3 separate regions of the Mus musculus genome follow, and regions 1 and 3 are each linked to region 2. A link is a loop called in an ENCODE intact Hi-C map of the cell type or tissue named here. Cell type or tissue: heart. All regions are shown on one strand. Each heading gives the region's core, and the rest is flanking DNA. Links, peaks and the distances in the headings are about the cores only.

Region 1 (10,282 bases), core at 1,443-9,442, 420 kb after region 2:
GGGAATCCATCCCATATACAACCACCAAACCCAGACACTATTACATATGCCAGAAAGATTTTGCTGACAGGACCCTGACATAGCTTTCCCTGATGAGGCTATGCCAGTGCCTGGAAAGTACAGAGGTGGATGCTCACTGCCATCTATTGGATGGAACACAGGGCCCCTAATGAAGTAGCTAGAGAAAGTACCCAAGGAGCTAAAGGGGTCTGCAACTCTATAGGAGAAACAACAATATGAACTAACCAGTACCCCCCAGAGCTGTGCCTCTAGTTGCATATGTAGCAGAGGATGGCCTAGTTGGCCATTAATGGGAGGAGAGGCCCTTGGTCTTACAAAGATCACATGCCCCAGTACAGGGGAATGCCAGAGCCAGGAAGCGGGAGTGGGTGGGTCAGGAAGCACAGCTGGGGTAGTGTATAGGGGGCTTTGAGGATAGCATTTGAAATGTAAATGAAGAAAATATCTAATAAAAATTATTATTCCCCCCAAAATACTGGAAATATTCCAAGGTAGTATTTATAAGCAGTGTAAGGATTTTGAAATATGCTAATATGTTTCTATGTGCTTTATAAGATACAATAAACTGAGAGGTATCTCAGTAATTAAGAACGCACAAAGCTTAATTTCCCCATAAACTACTCATTTTTCATTCTCTGCCCCAGAGAGTATTAAATTATGATCTTCTATTTAACTTGAAAAGATATTCTAGTGCTTTCTTGCCATAATGTGATCATAATTTTAGCAAATGTTAAGAGTTACACTATAGTAAAATTCTCACAATTATTGTGTTTTTAAACTCTACGTGGAGAATTGAAAGTAATAAATTCTGTCTTAGCTAGTTTTATGTCAACTTGACACAAACTAGAGTAATCCAAGAGGAGGAAACCTCAATTGAGAAAATATCTCCAAAAGATCAGGCTGTAGGAAAGCATGTAAGGTATTTTCTGTCTTTTTTGCCCCCCAATAGTTTAGTTTTTTATTCACTTCAAATCACAGCTTCCTCCCTACTCTCTTCCTAAGCCCACCTTTACAAATCCCCTCCCCTCTACTGCCCCTTCCCTTCTCCACAGAGAACAGGAGGCCCGCCCTGGGACATGTAATCCCAGCAAGATACACACAAGCTCTCCTACTGAGGTCCAGCCAGGCAGTCCAGGTAGGTCGAAGGCGATTCAATGGCCAGGAACACAGAACAATTCAACCTCCCCTCCACTTGTTTGGGGACCCAGTTGAATACCAAGCTTTCCATTTGCTACAAATGTGTAGGAGGTCTAGATCCAGTTCCTGCATGCTGCCTGGTTGGTGAGCCAGGCTCTATGAGGCTCCATGATCCTAGGAGAGTTGACTCTGCAGTCTTCTTGTGGTGTCCTTGACTACTCACGTTTGCTCACTTTTATCCCCCACTTTTCCACAACATTCCCAGAGTTCCACCTAATGCTTGTCTGCAGGTCTCTGCATCTGCCTCCATCTGCTGCTGGATGAAGCCACTCAGAAGACAGTTATGCTAGGTGCACACGTAGCAGAGTATCATCAGAGGTTAGCTCACTCACATAGGATGAGTCTCAAGTTTGAGCAGTCATTGGTTGGTTTTTCCTGCAGTCTCTGCTCTATCTTTATTCCTGTGCATCTTGGAGGAAGGGTGAATTTGGGTTATTGGTTTTGTGGGTTGTCCCTCTCCTTCCTCTAAAAGTCCTGCCTGTTTATAGGAAGTGGCCACTTCAGTCTCTACATGACCATCTGGTAGGAATCTCAGCTAGCATCACCTCCATAGACTCCCTGTATCCTCCTTTGTCCCAGGCCTCCAGATAGTCCCAAAGATGCCCATGGACAGTTTCCATTCTCACTCCCAGCCCTTTCCTGCCCTCTTCCCCACACCTGATCACCATCCCCATTCTCCTCCTCACCCCACTTCCTACCTAGTTCCCTCTCTCCATCCACCTCCGGTGACTATTTAATTTCACCTTCTGGGTGAGATTCAAGCATCCTCCTTTGGGACATCCTTATTACCCAGTTTCTTTGGATCTGTGGATTGTAGCATAGTTGTTCTGCACTTTATATCTAATGTTCACTTATAAGTGAGTACATACCATATGTCTTTCTGGCTTTAGGTTACCTCATTCATGATGATATTCTCATATTCCATCCACTTGCCTGCAAATTTCATGATGTTTTTGTTTTTAATAGCTGAATATTATTCTATTGTATAGGTGTACCATATTTTCTTTGTCCATTCTTCAGTTGAGGGTCATCTAGGTTGTTTCCCGTCTCCAGCCATTATGAATAAAGCTGCTATGAACATGGTTGAGCAAGTGCCCCTATGGTACAGTATGCCATCTTTTGGGTATATACGCAGGAGAGTCTTGAGGTAGAAATATTCCCAGTTTTGTGAGAAACCACCCAATTGACTTCTAAAGTGGTTGTACAAATTTTCACTGCCACCAGAACAAAGAAGTGTTCCCAAGGGCATTTTTTAAATTAGTGATTGATGAGGGAGGTCTTAGCCCATTGTGGGTGAACAGACCCTTGGTCTGGTGGGCCTGGGTTCTATTTAAAAAAAAAAAAGCCGGGTGAGCAAGCTAACCCTTGCTTATGAAGCAAATCAGTAAGGAACATCCTCCTGCAGCAGCTCCTGTCCCCAGGTTCCAGCCCTGTTTGAGTTCCTATCCTGACTTCCTTCAATAATGATCCGGAAGCATAAACCAAATAAATCCTTTCCTCTACCGATTTGCTTTGGTCACGGTGCTTCGGTCATGGTGCTTCATCACAGCAGTGGTGACCTTATTAACACAAATGATAAAGTGCAGTCAAACTTTAAAGTATCTACAAACATATTTATACCAATTTACCATATTCATTTAGTTGGGGAAAAACTAGACTGATATGTTAACCTAGCCAAGATAAATGGAAAGTGATTGAAATCAGATATAAACTTGGGAGCTAGCGTCTAGCTCAGTGCTGCAATATCTGCCTAGTAAGTGCAAACCTTGATTCCGTCCCCGGTGCTGTGTGAAAAGTTGTTTGATTTCAAAGCTTTCCCACTGACCACTACATCGTAATATCTGTTCCCTTTTTTCCCTAGTATTAATCATGTGCCATCAATCAATCTGAATCAAATCAAAAGGAATGTATACCTGAGAGGGTAGGGGAAGACTTACCATTCACAGCTGAGCAAAATTTCTAGGGCTAGAACCACAGCATGTTTGCCAGTCATGGCCACGGCACATTGTGTTGGGAAGTAAGACTGGGTTGTACATAAAACAAGATCATGAGTACCCGAAACACATAGTCGGGAGCTCGGGTGGAAAGGTGTTTTATTTGACTAAATCCAACTGAGGTCACAATATCCAAAGGGTGTGTTGTTGGGTGCCATTACCAGAGTGTCGTCAATGATAAAGAAAAAGTCAACCTCTTGGTTTTTCAGAGTAGTGACAGAACTCACTGGTCCCAGTAAAGCCACAGACTGCATAGATCTAAGGAACACTTGCACCTGTCTGTTCGCTAACCTCCTCCACACAGCCATATTAAAGGGCTGGCTGGATGCCTTTGACAGCTTTGAAGCTTAATGTTATTACATTGTCCTTAATCAACTATTCCAGTGAATGAATAGTCATTGTCTTCAATATTTATTGAAGTCTTCCCTTTGGATGTCCAAAGGTATCCTGCCTCACTCTCCTACAACATAGACAATTAGAAAGCTCATTGTATTCTCCCCTTGCTTATTATCCATAATTATACTTAGATTCCATAACATAGTTCCAGTGTTACATCTCTTTTAGAAAAGTTAAATAAAAGTCATGCTGTAACGACTATTGTTGGTTGTCAACTTAAGCACATCTGGAATTAACTAAAACCCAAATGGCTAAGTATACTTCTGAGGGATTTTTCTTGTTTAGATCATCTGAAATGGGAAGACCCACCCTTAGTGTAGATCTTTTGAGGTGAGAAAATCCACCATTAATTTGGGCCATGCCTTTCTAGCGGCAACCTATATATGAGACATGGAAGAAGTAAGCTTGCTGTCTTTGCTTGCTTGCTCTTGCTATCACTGGCAAGTCTATTCCTTCACTGGCAATAGAGCCTACTTTTTCAAGACTCTGGCTCATACTGAAGACCAGTTGTGCATCCAGCCTTGAGAATGGAACAACTACTGGGTTATTAGATCGTCCATTGGTAAACAGCCATTGTTTGAGCAGCTGGACCATAGCCTGTAAACCATGGTTATAAATCCCTGTGTGTGTGTGTGTGTGTGTGTGTGTGTGTGTGTGTGTGTGTGTGTGTAAATATGTGTATCTATAAATATGCATGATGCAATGTATATATAAAAGCAAGTACTCATATCCATAAAATAAAATACATGTGTGTGTGGAGAGAGACAGAAAGGGAGAGAGAGAGAACCCTGACTAATATTCATGTAAATTCAGTTAAATTAAGAAATATTTGTGTTGTGTTGTAAGAGAGGAAATGATTTAGCAAAGGATGATTTTGCATCCATGCAAGTTATTTTTTCTAGATCACCCACCAACTAATTTCAAGGTCTATTAGCTTATAAGGCAGATAAAACTATGTAGAAAACTTATAAGACATTGAAATAATCTAACACTAATAGTTTAAATTTGGTTCATGTATGACTTGTGCTAATGTTTACAGGTGCTGTGAGGAGAGCTCGCAGCTAAGAAGAGGTTCCTAATGGCTGGAGATTTGGCTTAGCTGTCAAACGCACTTGTTCTTCTAGAGGACACAGGCTGGATTCCTAACACCCACATGGGTAACTGACAGCATATCTAAGTGCAGTTCTAGGGGATCCAACACTCTGCTCTCTATCAGATATAGATTTGTGTGGGGGAACATCTAAAGCAGTGTGTCAGGTAGAGAATATAAAAATATTGGGATTGTTTTAACCTGAGCAGCTTTAAATTCCTCCCAGTTACCATGGGCAGTATACATCGCCATATTGGTCAGAATTGAGATGCAGAGAAAAATTTTGCTGTGACAGACTAGGCTGTTGGCTGTCACATGATGAAGTAAAAGTTTCACAGTGCTGAGAAAGGGAAGGGGATTAGTAAGAGAAAACTCAGAGCCTCTGACTCATGGGTTTTTCTACCACAGGAGGCCAAAGGATCTTGTTTCCATTCTTGTCCCATCTATTATCCCACCACCAGCAAAGGAACAGTAAGTAAGGTCTAATCTGCCCTTCCGTTCTACTGTAATTAATTCTTACACAGATGTGTATGGCAAAGGTGGCTGGGAATGGATGCTCAGGTGCCCAAATGCTTGCAAATTTACATCGCATAGTAGCTATTGACTCCATGGGCTCCTAGTTACATCCAGAAATAAATCATGTTGTATAGCAAATACAAAATGATTTTTAGTTTTCTTAAAAAAAAAAAAACTTGAAGCATCATTGCTAATTTCAGCTTCAATGTGTTCTAAAATTCTCAACATAAGTGTGAAAAAACAGTGGCACTACCAATATTTAAGTTAACAATTAAGGTATTTGATGCATGGCTGGAAAAGTTTGAAAAACAAAGAAAGGAAAAGAGTAAAGGATTGGAAGCCATGATAGAGGACAGAGAAGACCAGGGAGAGGATAGAAAAGATGGTCTTTCACAACACACTAATCTCTGATGTGTTAAAGTAGAAATTATATGAATACAGATTTTTAACTCCAGCTGATGGATTTTTTTTTATTTCTCACTATCTTATTAATACAGCATGGATGGAAGGGTTTTGACCTATTGAGACAACTACGCTCTATTCTGCCCTCACATCAACCAGAATCAGAACTGCCATGTCACAGTATACTCATTTTGGCTAAATCCTCTATGACTAATACAAGGCTCACTGCATTGGTATGAGTCTGGTTATTAAGCCATGGTCATGTTTGTATATTATAGGGAGAGAGAGACAATAATCTGTGCTTCAGTGGCTTATGTTTAAATGACAAAAATGTGTCATGGAAAATCTCCCCACCTCCTCAAAACTCACAGGGTAACTGAAGAGTCAAGGGATGAGAAAAGGAGTAGAGGAGAGTTAAAAGAAACCGGAATGGGGGCGAGGAACAGAGGGTAAGAGAGAAATGTATTAGTATATTGAAGGGTCCAAAAATAATATGAAAATCATAATTTAGGTTAAGGGGGTCATAAAGTTAAGATTCTTCAGCTAAACATATTAGTCAATGTTTAGATCATAATCATTTTTCCAAATGTCTTATGACCAAAAGCTGCAGGCAGAGAACTCTTCCATGCATCATTCAATACGATGCATTCAAACTCTCATTTACAGGATGGTGGGAGTTGGGGTAAAAACAAACAAACAAACAAACAAACAAACAAAAAAAGATTCCAGAAATAGGTCTGAATGCAATTTGCACAGTGCATGTGTTTGAACTTGAAAGGCGTCTGCTGTGAAGCTTTAGTTACACCCAGCACCTGGAGTCAGGCACACTGACCATAAGCAGCACGTGGTAGAGACCAGAGCTCTTTAGTGCTTTGTCATCAGGAGATATTCCAACAGCTTGTGCAAGCTTTGAGAAAGCAGCTACAGCTACAGCTACAGTGAACTTGCAGTTATCACATGCCCCTCTCCTTTCAATGATCAAAACAGATCCCCTACAATTATTGTCAGCACTTTGAAATATCTTAACTTCAATATTCAGGATATATGAAATTATTTTATTGCTATTCCTAGATCTGCTGAAAGCACACTCCTTTTAGGAAGTGCTATGTGTATGAATTTTTAATAAAGCTTTTTAAGGTCTTATAGACATTTGACTATGAGAAAAGACAATAATGTTTTCCAATTGTCTCTGCTTAATGAAAGAATCATAACTAACAGTTCCCCATAGTGAAATTTCAAGTTATCTAAAGGAACCTATTCATCTTCTGCCAGTAAGCTTGCAAGAAGCCACAATTTTATTCCACTCCCTTTTTATGTCTTAGGAAAATAGACCTCAACTATATGCTTAGGTGTAAATATTTAACTATAATTCAATGGTTTTCAAACATTAACCGAAAATCTAAGTCTTTCAGAAAGAAAGGTCCTGTAAAAATATAAATTAATATTATTGAAGCTGTTGTCTAAATCTATAGGTTTTTCTCTCAATGCTTGCTGATTTTTTCTATCAATACTTCTGATTGCCACATGTCTATATACAATATGCATAAATATAAGGATCTGCTTGTCATCTTTGTTTAGACATTTAATGATAATACATGCATACACACACACACACACACACACACACACACGGCTTCAGTAAGCATAATAAACACAAATGCCACTCTTTCTCATGACTATAACTGACTATTCCTGTCTACATTCTATGTCAAAATAGCTGAAGGTGAGCAGAGAAAGTCTGAGTGTGATCCTTGTCTCAGAGAGCAGGTTCCAATAGAATGGCTCAGTATGTCCAACACATGCATAAAAGCTTGAAAATGCCCTTTAAACATAAAATCTATGGCAAAATGTAGATTGGATCTTTGTATTATGGAGAAATTTAAATTGATTGACTCTTGCAAAATGTTAGGGATGTTATATAATTGGTTGTTTTGTTTATAGTTAATTTAGCTAATATAAAACAAAGGATTGTTGTCAAGTCCTTCCTTAATGAAATTAAACCTTTTGGGTGTGGCTTTGTTTTGATGTGGACTATGCTGCTAACTGACCATAGCACTATCTTTGTAGTTCAGTGGTGATATGTGTGTGACTCTTCTCCTCCCAGAAGGTCACTCTGAAAGGCATTCCTGTGGATACACAGTTTACTTTATGAAACGTATTCTATTTTCTGTGCCAAAATTTCTATTTGAAACAGAGTCAATGTCTCCTTCCAGGAAGAGGAAACGACACCAGGAGTTTCCATGGTAATCAGTTGATGGAATTAAATCAAGCAGGAAACCTCTTCAGAATGCAAAGTCATCTTGCAAAACAGAGAGGCTTGAAATATCCAGGAAGTGTGTCATGGCCAAATGAAAGGAATGGAGATGTGAATACCTCTATAATGTAAACTCCTCAACCCTAAAATAAACACTCAAAAGCTAGCCTTTGTCCTACAAAATTAAACTTCCAAACAACTGTCATTTCTAATCAGATCCTTTGTTCCAGTTGTTTTTACGCTGCTTTTGGTATCCTTATCTCTTGTGATCAACATCATGTAAGACTATGAATCCACATGTTTATGTGGATTAAAAAAAAAAAAACTCTGATGCCACTGCTGTAAGGTTCACTTTACATAAAACTGCATAACGTTTATAAGCTATGTTCTTATCAGGAAGAGCAAAAATGCATCTTAATCCAATAAAATAAAATAAATCTCTTAGTTGAGACAAAGGGATTTTACGTTGAGACTCTTCCTGGAAATTGAAGTTATTGAGAGTTTTATGTCACTCCATTTTGTAAGGAGTAAGCCTTGATAGCAGGAATAACAGAGAATAAAGCAGGATTCCTCACCATCAAGCATCTTTGTAACAGTGTACCTGGAGACACGGCCTTTAGCTACACTGGTAACAATTTCCAATGAATATTCATAGCTCAGAACATAACTAAATGTCCTTTTCCACTGTAGAGGGCTGTAAGAGTTCCTCAGAAAATTGGACATAGTACTACAGAGCATCCAGCAATACTACTCCTGGGCATATACCCAGAATATGCTCCAACATGTAATAAGGACACATGCTCCACTATGTTCATAGCAGCCTTATTTATAATAACCAGAAGCTGGAAAGAACCCAGATGCCCCTCAACAGAGGAATGGATACAGAAAATGCGGTACATTTACACAATGGAGTACTACTCAGCTATTTTAAAAAATGAATTTATGAAATTCCTAGGCAAATGGATGGACCTGGAGGGCATCATCCTGAGTGAGGTAACCCAATCACAAAAGAACACACATGATATGCACTCACTGATAAGTGGATATTAGCCCAGAAGCTCAGAAGGAAGACCAAAGGGTGGATAAGTCAATCCTTCTTAGAAGGGGGAACAAAATATCCATGGAAGGAGTTTCAGAGACAAAGTGTGAAGCAGAGACTGAAGGAAGGAACATCTAGAGACTGCCCCACCTAGGGATCCATCCCATAAACAACCACCAAAACCAGATACTATAGGGGATACCAATGAGAGCTTGCTGACAGGAGCCTGATATAACACTGTGTACTGAGAGGCTCTGCCAGTGCCTGACAAATACATAAGTGTATGCTCATAGCCATCCATTGGACAGAGCACAGGGTCCCCAATGAAGGAGCTAGAGAAAGGACCTAAGGAGCTGAAGGGGTTGGCAGCCCCATAGGAGGAACAACCATATGAACTAATCAGTACCCCCAGAGCTCCCTGGGACTAAACCACCAACCAAAGAAAACACACGGTGGGACTCATGACTCTAGCTGCATACGTAGTCAGTCATCAGTGGGAGGAGAGGCCCTTGATCCTGTGATGGTTATATGTCCCAATATAGGGGACTTCCAGGGCCAGGAAGTGGGAATGGGTGGGTTGGTGAGCAGGGTAAGGGGGGAAGGGATAGGGGGTTTTGGAAAGGGAAACCAGGAAAGGGGATAACATTTGAAATGTAAATAAAGAAAATATCTAATAAAAATTTATGAGTCACTAGCTATTCCAACTTCCTAAATTATGTCATTTCATCTATTCTAATTAATATTAAATGGTTTCTTTTGGTGGTGAACACATGAACAAGAAATTTTTTTCTCTCTCCACTTCAAAGACCTGATGTTAATTTCAATGTAAATATTCATGTAGTGTCCATATTTGTTGATTGTAATATACATATCAGGGGACATGGTTTTTCTGACAGCTGCCAGATGTAAGTTTCTTACTATCATGGCACTGCATTCCCCCAACACTCAGGACAAGAAATTTCACATCACACAAACCCACACATCAACTGCCATGCACACATAGAATACAAGGTCCAATGGCAGCATTCAGCATTCACTATAGCTATGCTCACCTGAGTTTGGTCCTGGATGAGAGACCCTCCTAGTGTTGGATCGCTTTTCCTTGAGAATTTAGTACTTTTCACTCCAAATAGAGAATACAAATTACAGAAAATATTCATCTAAGTCCAGCTTGGTGAACCAATGAGTTTACTGGGGTTCCCTATAGAAGCAAGTGTGGCTTGGGCAGCAGCAGCAATAAATAAATAAATAAATAAATAAATAAATAAATAATAAAAAACATAATCTTGGAAGGAATACACCACTGAGTCACCAACCACCTAAATTCCCACCACTCCTATGACTTTAGCACTTCCTAAGACCTTGTGCAACTG
Region 2 (10,282 bases), core at 1,557-9,556:
AAAAGTGAATATTGTAAAGTCCTTTTGTGATTTACATTACATAGTAACCCAGCAGCAGCAGCAATAGCAATAGCAGCAGCAGCAGCAGCAATAGCAGCAGCAGCAGCAGCAACAGCAGCAACAGCAGCAACAGCAGCAACAGCAGCAATAGCAGCAGCAGCAGCAGCAACAGCAGCAACAGCAGCAACAGCAGCAATAGCAGCAGCAGCAGCAGCAGCAACAGCAGCAGCAGCAGCAACAGCAGCAATAGCAGCAGCAGCAGCAGCAACAGCAGCAACAGCAGCAACAGCAGCAATAGCAGCAACAGCAGCAGCAGCAGCAGCAGCAACAGCAGCAGCAGCAGCAACAGCAGCAGCAGCAGCAGCAGCAGCAGCAGCATAACCCCCTTAGCTTTCATAAATTGTAGAATGTGAAGCCTCCATTCTGCTTCCCTGCAAACACATCACCTGCAGGGCAAGAGACAGACATTTTCTCATTTCATATTAATGCTCATACTCTGTCTTCGAGCTAAGAACCATGACTTGTAGTTTGGTGATAAAGGGAATGAAGGGACGAAAGACATCTTGAAATGTATGCCAACAGCATTCAATTCTAAACACTTACATAATTTTTTATCTTTACTGATTTTAATGGCTGGCACATTTTGATTATCGTCATCTCTCTTGGGGAAGAGAAAAGATAGTACAAACACTTGTGCAAGGAGTGTCAGCTATGAGCTTTCACAGGTAAGAGCAAATTTCAAGTAACCCAGAAAGCAGTTGGTTCTTGCATTTGATGTTTTAGGGTATTTTCAGCTGGGATCATATTTACATTAATGTTTATAACAGTTCATCACAGGGTGACCAAGACTGAGGTCTACATAAGGACACTAGCAAAGAGAGTGGACAGTGTCTTACACAACTTGTAAGACTACAAACAGCTTTTCTTAAGATAGTAAGTATTTTGCATTCCTAATGAGACAAGTTCCATTTTAATGCTTTAATAGTATATAAGATGAAATCAAAGTAAAAAACTTGGGCACAGTGGTACTTATCTGTAATCTTATCTGTAATTTTAGCACTTGAGAGATAGAGGCAGGAGAGACAGGAGTTTAAAGCCACCCTGGGATGTACCGCACCCTATAGCTAAAAGTAAAACCAAACGAATAAAGAAATCCAAGGAAGTGGAAAAACAAACATAAGGGCAAGGTATTTGGAAAATGCAGAGTTCTGTGATAGTGATTGTAGGTCAGGAACAGACATATAAAATGCTGAAAACTGTTAAGAGTATCTAAAAGAAAGGCGATCCAGATAGAATAGACCATGAATGACTGGAAAAAGTGAAACTGCTAATTGCATATTCCATGGAAGGAGGACCGACATAGACAATAAGTTTCCTTTGTGTCGTTTTTATGCTTTTTAATGAGTAAGCATGTGTAAATGGTAAATGTAACCTTATACTTAAAAGTAGCACAGCCAGGTTGTAAGCATTTAAGTATTTCCTGATAATTTTAGCCCTCCTAAGCGCACCCAAACGAACTCCTCACGCATCATCTACCGTTACTTGAAGAGAGTGTGCACAATTGCACAGCACAGGTGGGGTTCTAGTGTTTACACCGAAAGGGATCTTTGCAGAATTTCATCTTGATGAGACACATTTATGAATGGAATATATATTGTTCCTCTTTGGCAATGTTACTAAAAGGATAAAATTGTTCAATAGACTCAATAAATTAAAAAGTATATTCTAAAGCAACAAGGTTTTGTTTTGTTAAGTTAAACATAGCATTACCTGATAGCCTAAAAAGTCCTAGTTATACATCCAGGAAAAATTAAAATATATCTATACATAAAATATAATGTATTAGCCGGGCGTAGTGGCGCATGCCTTTAATCCCAGCACTCGGGAGGCAGAGGCAGGCGGATTTCTGAGTTCGAGGCCAGCCTGGTCTACAAAGTGAGTTCCAGGACAGCCAGGGCGACACAGAGAAACCCTGTCTCGAAAAACAAAAAAACAAAACAAAACAAAACAAAACAACAACAACAACAAAAAAGATATAATGTATTATTATGTTGTTGTTGTCAGTTGTGATTATAATAACCAAAATGTGGAAGTAAACCAAGTATTCATTAAAATGTCATATATACTCATGCAAGAAAATAATGAGCAATACAAGGAATATGATGCTAAAAGTTGATACAACGTGGATGAACTTTAAAAGTACTTCCCAGCTTATCATTGTCACCTATAAAGTTCATGGTCAAGAATGGTAAAATCAGGCCGGGCATGGTGGCCTTTAATCCCAGCATTTGGGAGGCAGAGGCAGGAGGATTTCTGAGTTTGAGGCCAGCATGGTCTACAGAGTGAATTCCTGTAGAACTAGAGTTACACAGAGAAACCCTGTCTCAAAAACAACAACAACAACAACAACAACAACAAAGAATGGTGAAATCAAGTTTAAAAAAAACTACACAAAAGAGTCTCATACTTATTAAGTTTATAATTTTGTGTTGTTTGAATGCACAGCTATTCTTGGCTGCATCCAGCCTGTCTTAGTGTTTGTGGGGTCTTAAATCAAGGAAGCCATGGTAAGCTCTGACTGTCCAGAATGCTCCCTCTGCAGGCTGGAGCTCTGACTATTCAGAGTGCTCCCATTGCACACTAATGCTTCAAGCCCTTCCCTTGACATGGGTCATTCCTAGGTGCTTTACCATATACCACTGCTCGGGATGCTCAGGATAAACTCTGGATTTGGCTGGAGTGGCTCTGTGATGACACTTTCAGCTCATTTGAATCATTCTTTCACTCCTCCCTCATTAATGCTTTTAAAGTCCAATGGAAAGATGTTTAAATAACAGTTTCCTTGTGGAAGGGTGGTACAGGAGGGGTCAAGCACACCACAAGAAGACCTACAGAGTCTACTGACCTGGACCCATGAGAGCTCAAAAAGACTGAAACACCAACCAAATAGCATGCAGGGGCTGGACCTGGGCCTCCCACACATTTGTAGCAGATGTGCAGCTTGGTCTTCAGGTAGGTCCCCTAACACTTGGAGCGGAGGCTGTCTGTGACTGTTGCCTGCCATTGGATCTCCTTCCTGGACTGCCTGATGGGGTCTTAGTGGGAGGGGAGGAGCTTGTTCTTGCTGGGACTGCATGTTCCAGGGTGGGATGGTACCCAGCAGATGCTTCCCCTTCTCTGAGGTCAGGGGGAACAGTAATGGCGGTAGATTTGTGGGGGCTGGGCTGGGCTGGGGAGGAGGGAGGAGCAGCAATTGCAATGTCATATAATAAAAAATAAATAATGAAAAGAAAAAAAGAGTATTAGAAAAAAATAATACCCCTAATCTATCTCATGTATTCCATCACTTGTTCAGACAAATATTATTTCTGCTTCATAAAACACGGTTTTATTAACAGAATTAATTCTGATTTATTGTCTGTATATTTAGTCGGTGAATACTTGAGCTGGTGAACAATTTTGACAGAGTTTTTCAGATTTTAGTTTGGGGAGATGTTTAAAAAAATGTAATAACAGACGAGGCAATTTCATACTAAAAGGATTGAGGTCCTTCTCTACAAGGGTTAATGCGCATGCGCTTCACTTTTGGTTTTATTTAAAAACTCCACCTTGGTTGATTTTTTTTTTTTCCTATCGTCCTTTCACTTCCTTCTAAATTTTATTTTCAAAGTGCAATGTTCCTATTAATTCTTTGCAAGTTACCCAGTATTGTTTTGGGAACACACAGGTATATATTTTATATACAATCTGACAGCAGCTTTGTCCCCCAACAGCCATCAAGGAGTCGTTGGGGTTTAAGAGGTGCGAGGTGCGAAAGCAGCCGGGTATGGTGGCGCATGCCTTTAATCCCAGCACTCGCGAGGCAGAGGCAGGCAGATTTCTGAGTTTGAGGCCAGCCTGGTCTACAAAGTGAGTTCCAGGACAGCCAGGGCTATTCAGAGAAATCCTGTCTCGAAAAACAAACAAACAAACAAACAAACAAACAAACAAACAAACAAACAAACAGGTGTGAAAACCCCAGTCTGCAGGTGCAAAGGGGTCCTCACACAGCATTTCTAGTAAACTTGGGGTGTCCCGTTGACCCTAGGTTAAGTTTTGTTTTCTCCTTAAAGAAAGAGCAGGCACTTGTGATCCGTTTGTGCCAGGCTTCTCCTTGGAGTTCCCTGAAAATTCTGGCGTCCTTTCAAACCCTTGGGGTTCTCTTCCCCAGACTCCCAAGTGGGCACCAGAACCTCTTTTTCATATTTCATAGCGTTTCTCTCATCCCTTCATTTTCTTGAATCCAGTTTGCCACCCTGCCGCATCCTTTTCTATCTCCACGGTGAACTAAACTCACTAAGGGTTTTCCACTGGGGATTTGTCGGTTTTCTTTTCCGTTTATTTTTAGCCTACTGTAGTGCTATTAAATCCAGACTTCCTCCCAGTTAATCCCGATTTCTGTGGATTATCTCATCCTATCCAAACACACTTGCCAAATATACCGTCTTCCTCTTGGCGTGGGTCAATCCCCCTGATCTTTTATGAGCCGCACTGAGACCTTTGAAGTACAAGTCCCTCTCCCCACTGCTGGCAGCTGGCAGATGAACAGCTGCCTGAGGCAGATGGGGGGATGGGCAGGCATGGTTGCCAGAAAACTGTGGCACGGTAAACAATGCAGAATCCCTCGCCAAAGCCTTTTCTCTTTACTGTTTGGCTTTGAGAGCCATGAGGTAAGCTATTGAAAGAAGCTTCAATTGTGAAACACTAGGATCTTACCCAAATATGTAAGCCCAGAATCATCTTTGCTAGAAAGACATTTTTATAAGGAAATCACTGTCACTGTAGATACCCTTTTTGGCTGGGAGAATCTATTTGCTCTGACTCTCAAAAATTAACGTGGATAGGTCTGAACTGATCGTAACCACCACTGTGGATCTTGCCAGAAGTAAACAGAACTTAGCCATTTCCGAGCAATAGGGACTGCATAGAAGGTGGAACGTACAGAAGGGAGACACCATATCTGGGGTCAAGATGTCTGAAATTACCTTTGTGTAGAGTACTGAGTTAGTTTAAATTGACTGGTAGCCAAGTGCTAAGCAACCATGTAAAGGCCCAAGGGAAGCCAGTAAGATCTGATTGGGAACGTCTGTATAGATGGCTAACGCTTTATGGTGCCTGGATGAGCAATCAATAAGCCAATTATCATAGGTGATCAGAAGCTTCTATGTTAACTTTGCAGCTGACAGACAGGCTTAACTGTGCTGCATAGGGGGCATCAAAAGGTTTCTGGGGAAAGTATTTGCATACAAAGGTTACTCGTACCATTTATGTGCACATGAAGAATACATCAAGGCCTAAGTTCTCTATCCCTCAACCAGTGTCCAAGAGCTGATCATTAAAGAATACTGTGACCAGCTCAGCCATTGGTTAATATGTGAAAGAACACATTTCAAATTGCCCAACATTTGCTATTCAAATATTAGGCTCTGCCGCTGGAAGGCTGTTCTAGCTTGCTCAGTGTGTTTTTCCTGTGGCAAGCAAGAGCTTTCAAAGGACAGAGCAGGCATTTTAGGGAGCCTACATTCCAGGGTACTTTTTTGCCTGTTGTTAATGAAGACTTGTGTAGTTTTAACCACTTGAACTGTGGGAGGGTTTTGTGTGAGATTTGCTTTCATCGTAAGACAATAGTTTTTACTGGGTAGATAACTTCTAAACCGGCTTTCAGCAGCCATAAAGACAAAGGATGGAGTGTTGTCATTTGTATTGTGAGTGCTCAGTTCAAATTCTTTGTCTTGCAAAAAGTTTATGTGGAAAAATTTTACATCTTTAAATATTTATATTTTTAAGTTCAGTGTCTTGATGCCTGGTGTGATCCTTGTGTGATGGTAAATGGCTGTGCACATGGGAGATGGAAACAGGACGACTGAAGAGTTCAAGGTCAGCCTGGGCTACAGAAGACCTTGTTTTAAAATAAAAAACAAACACCATAACAAGAATAAAAATTGAAATTAGTAGCTGGGGTTGTTTCCAGCAACCCAAGTAACACAATTTTAAAAATGGGGTACAGAATTAAACAGAGAATTCTCAAGAGAGAAACCTTGAATGGCCAACAAGCACTTAAAGACATGTTCAAAGTCCTTAGTCATCAGGGAAATACAAATCAAAACAGCTCTGAGATTCCATCTTATACCCATCAGAGAGGCTAAGAGATAGCACATGCTGGAGAGGACATAGGGAAAGGGGAACACTCCTCCATTGCTGGTGGGAGTACAAACGTGTTCAGCCGCTTTGGAAATCAATGTGATGTTTTCTCAGAAACTGGGAGTAGTTCTACCTCTAGACCCAGCTATACCACTCCTTAGTATATACTCAAAAGATGCTCCAACATCTTACAAAGATACTTGCTCAATGATGTTCATAGCCGCGTTATTTAGTAATAGCCAGAAATTGGAAGCAGCCTAGATGCCCCTCAAGTGAAGAGTGGATAAAGAAAATGTCGTGCATCTACACAATGGAATACTATGCGCTATTAAAAACCGAGGCATCATGAATTTTTCAGGCAAACAGATGGAACTTGAGAACATCATCCTGAGTGAATCTCGGGCATTTGAATATGTGGCCCCAGTTGGTAATCTTTCAATAGAGCACATCCTAAGAGGCATGGCCTTGTTGAAGGAGGTGGGTCACTGAGGCTGCAGTTAAGGGTTTCAAAGTCCTATGACACTCCCAGTTTGCTCTCTAAATAATGTTCAAAATTTGAGCTGTGAGCTCTCACACCTAAGCTCCAGATCCCAGCTGACATCTTATCTTCTACCAAGGCGAATATTTTACCTAAGCTGTTGTTTATGTGATTATCCCTGGAAAGACTTTCATGATTCCTGTGCATTTCCACATAGTTTCTTTTCTGTTTTATCTTGTGTATTTGTGTGTGTGTGTGTGTGAGAGAGAGAGAAATAGCTACTGCTAACATGCTGAAGAATAGTTGATCTATTTTATCTTATGTCCATTGATTTGCTGAACTTATGAAATCTCGTATGTTTTCCGTTAATAATCTTAAGGGTTTTTGGGGGGGGGCGGGGAAGAATATTATTACTTACCTCATTTTCAATTTTGAAAATATCAGGGTCTACTTTGTATTTTACTAAGTTAATGGAAACTCTAGGAAGTATTCTAAACCTTGGTGGGGTTTGTGGACACCAGAGACAGTTACTGAAAGAGTTTACTACATGAAAGAATGTTGTTGATTTTGCCTTTTTTTTTTTTTTAAGCTTTTATTTTATACCCTAGCTAGTCCCTCTCCTCAGGGCTCAGGGAACCCTGCAGGAGAGGAGAGAGAAATAGTGTAAGAGCAGGACAGCAATGAGTCCTTCTAGACACAGCAGGCCTGACATACATGATCTCACAGGGGTAGTGACACTGGGCTTGAGGGTCTCAGCCAGGTGTGTCCTAGCACTGAGAGGGGGAGTGAGCACAATCAGAAACTCCATCCAATGATAAGTCCCTACAAAGGAAAAGTTAGTTTTCTCCAAGGGAGTCTGACTGGGTACACAAGCCACACTTAGAAGCAGGCCCCATGCTCAGCAGTACTTGGCCAAGATAAAAGCAATTCAATGGTATTTTTGGAAGATTTTCCATCTTGCAATGCTTTGTCTGGGCTTTCTTTTTCTTTTTTAAATCTTTATTTTGTGTTTATGGGTTTTCTCTCTTTAGGAATATGTGTGTCCCTGTGTCTATCTGTGTTTCTTATGTTTTTTCCTTTGGCTTTTTTTTTTTGTATGTTTCTTTTGTCCTATTTCAGTTTGTTTGGTTTTTAATCTTATTTTATTTTATCATCATTTTATCATTGTTTTTTAGATGCCTGTTTGTATTCTAATGAAAGAAAGAGAGGTGTGGATGTAGGTGGCAGGGGATATGGGGAGAACCTGAGAGGAGTTTGGAAGGGGAGCTATAATCAGAATAATATTAGATGAAAAAAATCTATTTTCAATAAAATAATTTTTGAAACAGGAGTAGGGTTTACTCTATCGAAAGAATTGTTAGCAGCTGGCAATTTATTCAATTGCCTTGTGTGTTTGCTGTGGGCTTCCATAGAATATGTCCCATAAAAACATTAACTAAAAGCTCCGATTTTCCAAGGAGATGTTTTCAGAGTGCAGGGTCAAGGGGACCAGGGTATACAACGCTACTAAAGCTTTTATGCAGAAGTTGCGACACTATAAATCCTAAAGTGGGAATTGGCCTGTTCGTTTATTTTGTTTCTCAATTACATTGCAAATGGAGAAAGCAAACTTTAAAAAAAAATCACTCTGACTTTTTCTTATCTTCCATTTGTTTGTTGCCTCCGGCTCGAGATGGATATTTAGTTTGGAAATTTTACCACTTCACAAAAGGACCTGCTCATGTTATTCTTTCACATAACTCACTCCTTCACATACTGGTTTCAGGAAATTATCTGCGGCCAACTTGCTGTGTTGTTATTTTTCTTAGCATATGACTCATGTCCCTTTGTCTTCCTTCCTTCATTTAGTTTTAAATTCTCTTAAAGGGAACCACTACCAGGGGATTGAGTCTCACATAGCAATGGCAGCAAAGTGTATAAACAGTAGTTTATGTCTTAGAGTTACTATTTCTGTAATAAAACATCATGATCTAAAGCAACTAGGGGAAAGGAAAAGCTTATTTCCCTTACAGTTCCATATAACAGTTCATCACCAAAAGTAGTGAGGGCAGAAACTCAAACAGGGCAGAAACCTGGAGGCAGGAGCTGATGCAGAGGCCACAGAGGGCCTCTGCTCACTGGCTTTCTCCTCTGGGTTGTTCAGCCTGCTTTCTTATAGTACCCTGGACCACCACTCCAGGGGTGGCCCCACCCACCATGAGCTGGACCTTCCCACATCAATAACTAAGAAAATGCCTTGTGGCTGGAACTTATAGGGGCATCTTCTCAATTGATTCCTTCCTTTCAAATAACTCAAGCTTGTGTTACATTGACATAAAACTAGGCAACATCACATTAAAATGGTCATTGAACTAGTACTCTTGTATTTGATGAAGATCATGAAGGTATTTTGTGATTTATCAGGGACTTAGAGGTTATTATCTTTTCAACTTAAAAATTTGAGGCTGAAGTTGCTCATGCCACCTCGATAGGGGAAGCAGTTATCGCACACCTCCATACACACACACACCTACACACACACACACACACACACACACACACACACACACACACACCTCCATTTGGAGACTATCGTTTGCATATTTTGGTTTAGATTGTCTGCAAATCCAGTATAAGTGATTTAAGCACATGAATATATTTTAAAGGTCTGTTCACTAGATAGCAGATATTAAGACATGACTTTGCAAAGGACAACATAGCTGTCTTTTCAATAGGTGTTTATATTATTTATAGTTAGATTAGACATGTACAAGAAGTTCCAGGTGCAATCTACATGGCAAATGGCTTCAGACATGGTAGCTCTGGATGATAAAACAGGAGATTGTGAACAGTTATTATTTAAAAATGGGATGGGGAATCACATTTTGATGGAAAGAAATTCCACAATTACCTTTTTCAATAATCACTTCATTAAAAGTTGTAATTCTAAAACAATAGCCTCAGGGATACAGGCCATTCAAAGGAAAATGGGGTTCAAAGGGACCCCTTTATTACTAATTTATGGGGTGCAGAACAAGTTTGCTACATTTAATTTGAGGATTTTTTGGTGGTTTTTTTTGGGTAAAATAGAAGTAATGTCTAACTCATAGCATTGATTCAGCTATGCATTTATAAACCTCTCAGTGTGTGTGTGTCTAGGGGAAGAGGAACATAGGCATAGGGGGCCTTGTGTGTGTGTATGTCTGTGTGTGCCTGTGTGTGCATTTGTGTGTGTGTGTGCATGTACATGCATGAATGAGTGTGTGTGCATGTGTGAGTGAATGTGTGTGTGAGTATGTGTGTATACCTGTGTGTGTTTGCGTGTGAGTGTGTGTTTGTGTGTATGTGAGTGGGTATGTGTGCCTCTGTGTGTGTGTGCCTGTGTATGTGTGCATGTGTGTATGCCTGTGTGTGCATTTGCATGTGTGTATGTGTTTGTGTGTGTGCACGATGTGTGTGTGCCTATGTGTGTGTGCGTATGTCCTTGTGTGAGTGTGCGTGTTCTTTAGTGTCTCCTTCCTTAGAAGTCTCAGAGCAGCATGTGACTTTACTTCATCTTTTTCACCTGGGATATGAACTGCAATCTACATTTTAATATGCACTCCACTCCAGGACACTCTTCTGTATGTTATTACAAGAAACACA
Region 3 (10,282 bases), core at 865-8,864, 150 kb after region 2:
TGATCAGTTTCATTACTGTCTCTGGCTTCAAACATTTTTGCTATTATTCAGCTATCATTTTGTTTCTTTGGAGGTAATTTTTTCTCAGTCTCTTTCTATATAAACAACCCCTCTTTGACTCTCTTTTTCTCTCTCAAATATGTGTGTATATGATATATATATATAATTTATATATACAATTATACATATATATGCCTTATATATGTCTATATAAATACAATTATAGAATTATTTATAAAATTATATCTGTATATATATAATTTTATAAATAAAAATTTATCTTAAAATATATTTTTCTATTTTGTTGTATAGTTTAGGAAAGGTGGATCTGTTTCACTGAGATTTGTACCATCTGGAATTTTTCTGGAATTTGCAGGTTTCCCAGATACTTGTCCTTTCCAGAATTATATTTCTGCCATTTCTTTGGTATTTATTTGAGAAATTGTGATTTGACATATTTTAAACATCCTTCATGTTTCTCTGCTGCCTTTATAATCCTTATACATTTCTGTGCTCTCTGGGCAGTTATTTCAGATCTAGCTTGCAGCTTCTTCCCTCTTAGTGATGTCTAACACGTTAAGCAGTACACATTTCACTACGAGGTATACAGCTTACTTGTTACTTTTCATCGGAATGAGACAATCAGCTTCATAATCATGGCTTTCTTCTTCACACTTGGTTTTGTAAAAACAATTTTTATGGTTTTTTTTAAATGTCAATTTATGACTGTGACCATTTTAATACTCAGGCTCTCTCTTGGTTTGTTGGTTTTTTTTTTTTTTTTACCTTAAGTTCCCGAATTATGTTGAGAATTTATACAAGAAAATTCTTTAAAGTTTGATTTGACAGTAAATTTTTCTAGAGAAAATTATTGTTTCTGTTTTCAGATAGGTAGTTAAGAAAGTGTCAATCCCGGGGTTGCTGGTACCTGTTTGAGACTGTGCAGGCAGTGGGATGAGAGGAGCGTCACTAAGGGAAATGGCTCAGGCCATCATGAATGCTGACTCATTGAACAATAGAGTAGATGCAAGCTAGGAAATCCATGAGACTGATAGTTCACCTCTGACCAAGGCTGCAAGACTGACAACCATGAGCAAACCCAGGGTCCCAAAGCTGAAACTGCAGAACTGTAACATGCAGGGAGAGGACAGGGTGCTCACTGTCCTATCTTCTCCCTTTGTATTCTATCTAGGACCTCACCAGTCCACACCTGCAAAGCGAAACACACTTACTTCTCAGTTTCCTCTAGTAGTACCACATAGACACAGGCAGAAATGATGCTTTACCAGCTATGAGAGTGCACATCAGTGCAGCCAAGTTAACTCTCAGAATAAACCAACCTGGACCTCATCATCCAGGGCTGCTAGATGAGATCCTGGGAGCAAGATCCTTGGTTTGATTCTTCATTCAAGACAGATTATACTGTTATTTTTCTAGTCCATGCTGTCACTGAAGGCATGTCCAGTGCTTGTACCATTTGCAGAACTATCATTTCCTATGCCAAGATCGCAGCTATAAGTCACAGGACCTAACAGAGGATATCAAAGCTCACCATTTTCTCAGCTGACTCCTCCCAGAGTTCTGTATTTAAAAAAAAAAAAAAACTGGAAAAAAAATTTCCACACAATGTATTGTGATCATGCTTTTCCCTCTCCCAACTCCTCCAAGGTCCTCTCCATTTCCTCCCCCATGCAACAGCAACATCATGGCCCCCCTTCTCTCTCTCTCTCTCTCTCTCTCTCTCTCTCTCTCTCTCTCTCTCTCTCTCTCTCTCTCTCTCTAAAGAAGCCAAATACTGTTTATGACTATTACAGCTTCTCTTTCCAACTCAGACATGCCCTAAAACCATTTTTTTTTCTTTTTGTATCTACTACTTTTAGGTTCTTTATAGCATGATAGAGTTTCAGGATATTTACTCTGCCAATATTGTCGGAAAAGGAAATCTCTGCCTCCTCTTCACCTTCCTGTCACCAAGCTTTGCCCTGAGCGGTTTATGGAATCTGCTGTTGTTAAGGTCACCCCTGACATCATCACTTCTAAGTAAAGTAAATACTCATCAACTTTATTTTACCACTGAACTTTTTTCATTGTTGTCCATGTGCTTCGTGAGTCACCCTGGTACCATGCAATACATGGCTACTCATGAACAAAACATCAACTTAGAATTCACAGCACTAGGGTGACTCTTGCTTGTCATTATCAGCTCTCAAAGTGTTAGTGTTAGAGTGCTTTTGACTCTAAATATGTCTACCCAGTAATACTACAAAACCAAGGAAAATTTTTAGGTTCTCTTTCTACCAATGAGATGTTAAAGACATATTTAGTAACCTGATTTATTGTAATAGCGAGTTGCCCTTTCAAATCTGTTCTGATATTGATCTAATCTAAAAAAAAAGTACCATCCCAACCTTAGATAGTTTCTATTGCTTATAATTATCATTAGTGCACCCCTGATTCAGAGTTGATTCATTTGCTTAGAATTACTAGTGAATAAAGGGCTGGATGCCATGGTTAGTCTCTGCTTCCACTGCCAACATCAAAGTCAATCTTAGGAAATGGCTGAGGTGGAAGTGCTACCTGGCATTGCCAACCTGTGACTGTGGGCAACATGGGTCCCAGTATTGTTATTACAGCCATTGTAGATTGCAATGCCATGCCACAATGTTAAAGGGTGAAAACCCCTATACAGCTTTCCAACTACAATACCAGATCAAAATTCGACTTGAATTGTATTCCAGAGATAGGATACAGGCTCACTGAGAACACTTCATCTATAGGTCCTGAAGAAGATACCTTGCAGGGAAATCTAAAGGAACGAATTCATAGACTAAGAAAGGACAATGGGGGGCTAGGCATGTGGTAGAAGGGGCAGCAGCCTGGCGAATCAGCCAGGCCTGTGTCTGTCAGCACTCCACCCAGCTGTGTCCTGCTGTGGGCCAGAATAATCTCTGTGTTATATGTCATCACTGAGGACCATGCAGATGTCTGTTGTTTGTGCTGCTACCATATTATCACTGAAAGCCATGCCTGGGTCTAAGGTTCTACTGCAGTCAGAGTCTGTGTTGATGTTTGCAGTCTGAGTTACCACCAAAAGTCATGCAGATGTTTATTGACTTGTTGCCACCTGAAGCAATGTTGATGTCTAGGGATATGGTGCCACCAGTGGACATATTGATCAGAGTGGCCTGTGCTGCCTCCTGAGACTATGGTAATGCCCAGGTCCAAGTTTAAAATGAAGGCCACAAGGATGCTCATGGTCTGTGCTGCAACCTGAAACCACATCAAGGTCTATAAGCTGTGTTGCTACCAGGGACCATATTGATGTTGTTGGCCTGTGCTGTCACCTTAGGCCATGTTGATGTTCATGATGCAGGCAGTTTCTGAGGGTCTTGTCTGTGGGCCCTGTAGCAGGGGGCTGTGTTTCTGGTCTTTATTGCTGCCAGGAAACCTGTGGAAGTCAAGATCCATGCTCCTGATGATTGTGAAGAGCAAGTAAGCTACTTTTGCTTGATGTGGATGACTACAGATGCACAGTTGAGAGGGAGGGACATGGAAGGTGTCTGTGACAACCCCTATTCCCACCCCAACCCGCCAACCCCCAAAATAACATGCTAGGCAAGAAGTCACCCAAGAGACCTCTTAAAAAAGTGTCACTCTCTATAACTGATGGCTTCTGGCAGAGGTGTGGAAGGGGAAGGACTCCGTTCTATTTAAGGGGCAGGCCACTTGGAGTTTGACCATGCTTTGGTGAGTGTATAGACAACATAAAGTAGACTTCGGTTTTTTGTTTGTTTGTTTTCTTTTTTCCTTTTATTATCTTTACCTTTTTTTTTTTTTTTGATGGGAGGAAGTCACAAGGGGAGCAGACATGGAAGGAATTGGGATTGGGATGCATTTTGTGAAACTCTCGGAGACTCAATAATGATGCTATGTGCGGTGGGGGAAGTCAGCAGCCCTGGTGGAAGAAAGGGGGAAAAAAGTACAATGGTTGTTCCCAGGGGACAATATTGGGAAGATATTAATCAGAAAGTAGAAATTATCAGATATATAGAATGCTTGAGGTTTTGAGTTATAATGTACAGCATATTGACTATAGTCAATATTGTATTGGGTGCCTGAAAATTGCTGAGAGAGAACACAGGCATTCACTCACACATGTTCACTCACACACACACACACACACACACACACACACACACACACACACACACACACACACACACGCACACGCATGCACATGCATCCCTGCACTTCTAAAATATACAATTTTCTTTACTAACTTGAAAAATGAAACAGACAAGTTCGTGCTCCTCTGAATATCCCTATGAGAACTGCCTCTCTTCCTCTGATTGTTTAATGCCTTTTGAAATAAAATGTATGACTAAAGGTGTTCAACTGATGCTTGAATGAGGTGGCTCCCCACCTGAGCTTGAGGCAGCAATATCAATGACCACGGCCTTAGAAGATTAAGACGTGGAGTCAGCAGTTGGCCTGGAACTCCGATGAGTGAAAGGGAGACTTCCAGTTCCTCTGTCCTCCTCTGCTCCTTATTCCCAGACTTTTCCATCATATTCTGTATGTCCTTAGAGAATTGCTCCTTCCACGGTGTGTGTTGTCCTTCATCATCTCTTCTCCTGCCACCTGATCTGTATGAGGTGCTTGGCCTCAGGCAGCTAAAAGAGTTGATGCTCACACACGTGTGTGATGAGCTCTGATGACCGTCTAAGTTTAAACAGTTTAAGCATCTTTAAAGGACCTACCAAGCAACATTATCCAAGCTCTTTTCTGACACATCGGTTATGAATTCTCATCTTGTCAGCATTCAGCATATTCTCTCACAAGATTCCGATTTCCTTACGCCTCTGTGAAACAAAGTAGACACGGCCACAAAATGACCTATATAAATTAATCATCAGCTGTAATTCTGCCTACAGCTTTGGTAATTGCTGACGTAAAAGATGCCCCATTCAACTCTGAAAAAGGAAGTTTAGAAAGTGCTTTGTCACTTTGAAACTCCTTTTTGCTCAAGGCTTCAGCCTAGCTTTGCCTTCGCAGCTATGGTCTTCCTAACAAACATTTAAAGAGCCTCATTTTAACAGCATACTTAAACATTCATAATCACAAAGTTCAGGTGACTAGAATTGCAATAGGGAAACTCAAAGCAATAATGTATATAGAAACCAATAATACATCTGTGAGGAATAGAGACATGAATAGGAGTAAAGCTGAGCCCACTTCAGACATGATGCCATATGGTGGCACTCTTGTCGCTCTATCACCACAGTCAAAACACGAATAGCAGTTATTATTTTCCAGTTGGTGAAGAAATAACATTCTAATAGTCCACCGTGAACTTTGTACAACAAGCATTATGCTGCTCACAACTCTAGCCAGACTGGAGAACATAGGGGAGGGACATTTCTATTAGTATTGATGTGCCTTACATCTAGGTAAAAGTTAAATTAAATAAACTCATTGACTACTCAACCTACTCATGAGAGACAGAAGTGGGAAAATGTTACACATAGTGAGAGAGAAGAGAAAAAAGTTGAGGTATTGGTGGCAAGGTAGGAGTAGGGGGTGAGGCACACAAGAAGCCAACTCAACAAACTTTCTCTCATTTTGGAATAAAATAAGAGGGAAATATGTGATATATCTCAGCAGGCCTGAGGAGCAGTCTTTTTATAGCCAGCTGGGAGGATGTCTTTAGGATTTCCAAGTGTTTAGATATTTTCAGCATTAATCTCTTTAGCACCTGGGGTAACAGGAAGGGTGTGTGTGGTTCCACTATCAGCAGCCTTGGAAAGGAAGCTGCTGTGTGCCTTGGGACTGCTGATTGTTTCCCATTTTAAAGATAGGCAGAATTCAGTAACCTTTCTACTTGGCTTTACTTGAACCCCCATGAAAGATCAAAATAATGGACTCGTAGTGTTTGATGATGTTTTTATTTTAAAAGCATTGCTCTCTTTTTCTCTAAACAGTAAGTAGGAGAGGTGTGCCTTACAGTGATGCACTTATTTTTTTTCTCACAGATTTGTATTTAACCAATCATTTTAAAAAATGGAATAATTGCAGTGGAATGATTGTCATTTTAGGTAAGGTCTTAAGGTCTACTTTAAGGGGTAATGACCCACATCGTAAATATTGCATATATGGGAGACAGAAAATTTGACCATGGGGTGTGTCACATTTACTGGCTGAGATGGTGTAGACTTAGAAATTCTTATTTGCTTCTCAGGGTTTTGGCTGTTGTTTGGTGTGTGCCTGTGTATATTATGCAGTAGGAGAGAGGGAACAAGGGAACAGAGAAGGAAATGAGGGAGGGAGAAAAAGAGATCTGAGCTGTACAGTGTGACATGAGATACAGATGTCCCAGTAATGACTAAGATAGGTTTTGGACAGAAGTTGTCAGCCATCTAAAGCATAGATGGTAATCTCTGCTCAAAGTATTTGTTTGACTTGTGTATTTTTTAGAACCCACAGGTAAAATGATAGTGACAGCTTTGGACTCAAGATTGTAAAATGAATATTTGGATTTTTTAAAAAATACACATCTACTGATAATATATACTAAAATATCTTTAAATTTAGTGGATTTTTTTAAACCAGGAATTATATTGTTGTCTTTTAAGAACATCCAAAATATGACCAGAAATGTGACAAATACTTCCACTTTACTTAAGGCTATTCTACATACCCTTTGAAAATAATGGGAAAGCCTTATGTTGTAAGATTCACTCATTTCTTTCTGTCTTCAAAACCAAGGAATCCAGGAGAAGTCCACCTACATACATGTTGACAGCAAAAGAGATTTCCTATCACCCATCATTGTGAATGTGTCATCAGTAACTCTCAAGACAAAATGGAATGGATTAAAGACAATGGCCCATCTCTCTTTCTTACCAAAAAGCTTCAAAACTCAGCTGTAAATCTTTACAAAGATTTTGAAAAGAAAGCATCATATACTTGCAGATGCTTCAAAGTGACATGGGCAAACTTGAAAGAAACACAATTAATAATCTTACCTGTCATGGGCATTCCCTTGTGGGAAATGTATCCAGGGAATGAGTAACTACCTAGGGGAGAATATTAAAGTGTGCAGCACACAATTTCAAGTGCATCTTGGCAGTCTCATGGTGACTGTCCAAGTGACTGCACACAGACCCCCCTACACACACACACACACACACACACACACACACACACACACACACACACAAACTCATTTGGCATTAGGAGACCTGGCAGTTTGTTTTCCATGGAGGAAGGGGTAAGAAGCCAGAGTGTGCATTTTTTCCTTCTTATTTTCTGCCTTCCTTTAGCCATCTTTGAAATGTCTTTGCAGTTTTCCCAAAGTGTCCCTGCTAGTGACAGCTGCAAGGTGAGGCACAGTGAAGAACCTCATGTGCTCCTGCCCGCTGTGACCCAGAGGCATCTTAGAGAATGTCCCCAACATGTCACTCAAAACTGTGAGTTGGATCACTTTACATAGTTCAAATAATTACAGTATTTATTTACAGGCAGAAATTGCATTTGATGCCACATTGCAAACGTTTTTGAGTAAGTTTCTGGAATCAAAAGGAAAAATAACTCCTGATTTGGGTTTGTTTGTTTGTTTGTTTGTTTGTTTGTTTTTTGCTTCAGTGATTTTGTTATTGTTTTGGAAGGGTGGAAGACTGCATGTTTCTTCTTGTACCATCTTCCAACTCACAGGCCAGTGTGGTTTGGATGGGAGTATCCAGAGTTCTGAAGCTGCATCATTTTGGGTCCTTCTACAAAGTAGTGGCTAGCACCTGACATTGCTGTTGGTGGTAGGGGGTAGTAGTAGCAATTTCTTTTTCTTTCGATTCTGGGAAAAGGAGCAAGGCCTTTATGCTTCTAGTAGAACCTCCAAATTATCATTGGTCTGCTACAGATCAGGTTTTCCCTTAGTGTCAACTTACTTTTCAGTAGAGCACTTCTGCTGTTGCCTCTCCTACCATGTGCAGCCCTGAGTACTTGATTATTCTCCTGCTGGTCATCCTCATTTTCTGACTGATGTGCAAGTCTTAGAAATGAAATGCTTTCTTATTTTCAAAGATGCACAACAGAACGGACTGCGGTGGGGCATGGGCCTAGAGAACAGAGTCAGGTTCTTTGGACAAGATTGAGAGCTCTGGGGCAAAGCTTTATTTTTCTGGAGAGAGGGAAAAAATTATCTATGCTAGCTTTCTAGATTGCTTAGAAAATGTTCTGAACTGTTCAAATAACTGTGTGTGCACTTAAACTTAAAAACTTGATGGACATCCAGAGCTAAAAGTCTCAGACACAAGAGAAAAGCAAACAATGAGTTCAAATGTAAAAAATCACACAAGCACATGAGCAAAGGAAAACCAGTGGTCCTCTCTGTCAAATACAGAAAGCAATCATTCTCAAGGGTGTTGTCAAAAACTATTATAAACGTTGTACAGTGCAAGTTACTTACGTGGAAGAAAGAAACCTGTCATTCAAGTAATCTGTCCAGTGATTTTTAACTGGGAGCAAGACCTTTTAGAAGATAGAGATTTTTAAAACATAAAGACAAAATGGAACAATTAAAAAATATATATATGAAAATGGAAGGAAAACTTAGAGTTTATTAGTGTTGGAATGCTTTTTTGCTTGTAAAACAAAAACGTCTGGTGGAGAAGCTTTGCCAAGCATGCAGAGTGGGGTATGGCATCACGACTTACAGTGTCCTGCAAGAAAAGTAAAACCTAAGGATTTGTGGTTTCAAATTTGGCAGGAGAGCAGCAGAGTGAAGTTGGCCCACGTACCTTCATAAGAACTCATAAGAACAATGCAGAAAGATTTAATGATGTGCTAGACAAGTTCCTGCATCAAGTCCTACTGTAGTCTTTTTAGGGTCCCCAGATTTATGCATCTGAAGATGTAACTCTTTCAGGGAAGGACCTTCAGGACATTGAAACAAACTTCTTGTGCACTACTCAAGCAAGCTGTGCTTTATACTAAGTTACCCTCAGAAAAGGTTGCTGTATATCAATATTTTAATTACAGAACCACTGATAAATATTTAGTAAATACTGCCTATGTGCTGACCTCTTCAGAGAATCTGAATGTTGCTAAGAAAGACAAGTCAGAGTATGCCTTTGCAGAAGTTATGTTCTTATGGTTTCCCTGAGCCTAAACACTGCACTGTGTGAGGCATGATAATTTAAGTGTCATAAAAGAAAAATATTTCCAGGTGCTAGGATTGGAGTTAGGAAGAGGCATCTTTGACTTGACTCTATATTCCCTAAGGAAGAGCTCAGAAGTCCATTTTATATAATGAATAATAAAACTTAAATTGAACATAGAGCTTATATGACTTAAGACTAATGATAATGTCTATATGTTGAGGAAACTTAGTCCTCAGACACACATATTTAAGGCACTGGGATAATGGGAGTCACCTTCTCTCACTGGAAGGGTGGAGGACTGCATGTTTCTTCTTGTACCATCTTCCAACTCACAGGCCAGTGTGGTTTGGATGGGAGTATACAGAGTTCTTTTTTTTCCATTTTTTATTAGGTATTTAGCTCATTTACATTTCCAATACTAAACCAAAAGTCCCCCATACCCACCCACCCCCACTCCCCTACCCACCCACTCCCCCTTTTTGGCCCTGGTGTTCCCCTGTACTGGGGCATATAAAGTTTGCAAGTCCAATGGGCCTCTCTTTGCAGTGATGGCCAACTAGGCCATCTTTTGAAACATATGCAGCTAGAGACAAGAGCTCCGGGGTACTGCTTAGTTCATATTGTTGTTCCACCTATAGGGTTGCAGTTCCCTTTAGTTCCTTGGGTGCTTTCTCTATTTCCTCCATTGGGGGCCCTGTGGTCCATTCAATAGCTGACTGTGAGCATCCACTTTTGTGTTTGCTAGGCCCTGGCATAGTCTCACAAGAGACAGCTATATCTGGGTCCTTTCAGCAAAACCTTGCTAGTGTATGCAATGGTGTCAGCTTTTGGAAGCTGATCATGGGATGGATCTCTGGATATGGCAATCACTAGATGGTCCATCCTTTCGTCACACTTCCAAATTTTGTCTCTGTAACTCCTTCCATGGGTGTTTTGTTTCCTATTCTAAGAAGGGGCAAAGTGTCCACACTTTGGTCTTCGTACTCTTGAGTTTAATGTGTTTAGCAAATTATATCTTATATCTTGGGTATCCTAAGTTTCTGAGCTAATATCCACTTATCAGTGAGTACATATTGTGAGAGTTCCTTTGTGATTGGGTATCCAGAGTTCTGAAGCTGCATCAT

Evidence for each region. Hi-C counts contacts between places; a loop is a spot of excess contacts. Peaks named below come from ENCODE experiments on the same cell type or tissue, not always from the same donor. Only the 100,000 strongest peaks of a DNase experiment are listed, where the experiment ranks them.
Region 1: it touches region 2 in a loop (1.9-fold over the local background); 3 of 42 quality-filtered maps call a loop at or near these places.
Region 3: it touches region 2 in a loop (3-fold over the local background); 4 of 42 quality-filtered maps call a loop at or near these places.

What each region holds. Positions count from the first base shown.
Region 1 is chr12:35,728,735-35,739,016 of GRCm38, forward strand. All of the region lies in intron 1 of Gm40388 (a long non-coding RNA gene), which reads right to left. Among named protein-coding and RNA genes, the nearest start is that of Gm40388, 13 kb to the right of the region's middle. In heart, for the core only: no CTCF peak of the experiment used is centred there; no DNase peak of the experiment used is centred there.
Region 2 is chr12:35,308,800-35,319,081 of GRCm38, forward strand. No RefSeq gene overlaps it. Among named protein-coding and RNA genes, the nearest start is that of Mir680-3, 120 kb to the left of the region's middle. In heart, for the core only: no CTCF peak of the experiment used is centred there; a DNase peak (open chromatin) is centred at 4,592; H3K27ac peaks cover 466 bases.
Region 3 is chr12:35,457,881-35,468,162 of GRCm38, forward strand. No RefSeq gene overlaps it. Among named protein-coding and RNA genes, the nearest start is that of Gm26071, 22 kb to the left of the region's middle. In heart, for the core only: a CTCF peak has its summit at 5,233; a DNase peak (open chromatin) is centred at 5,721.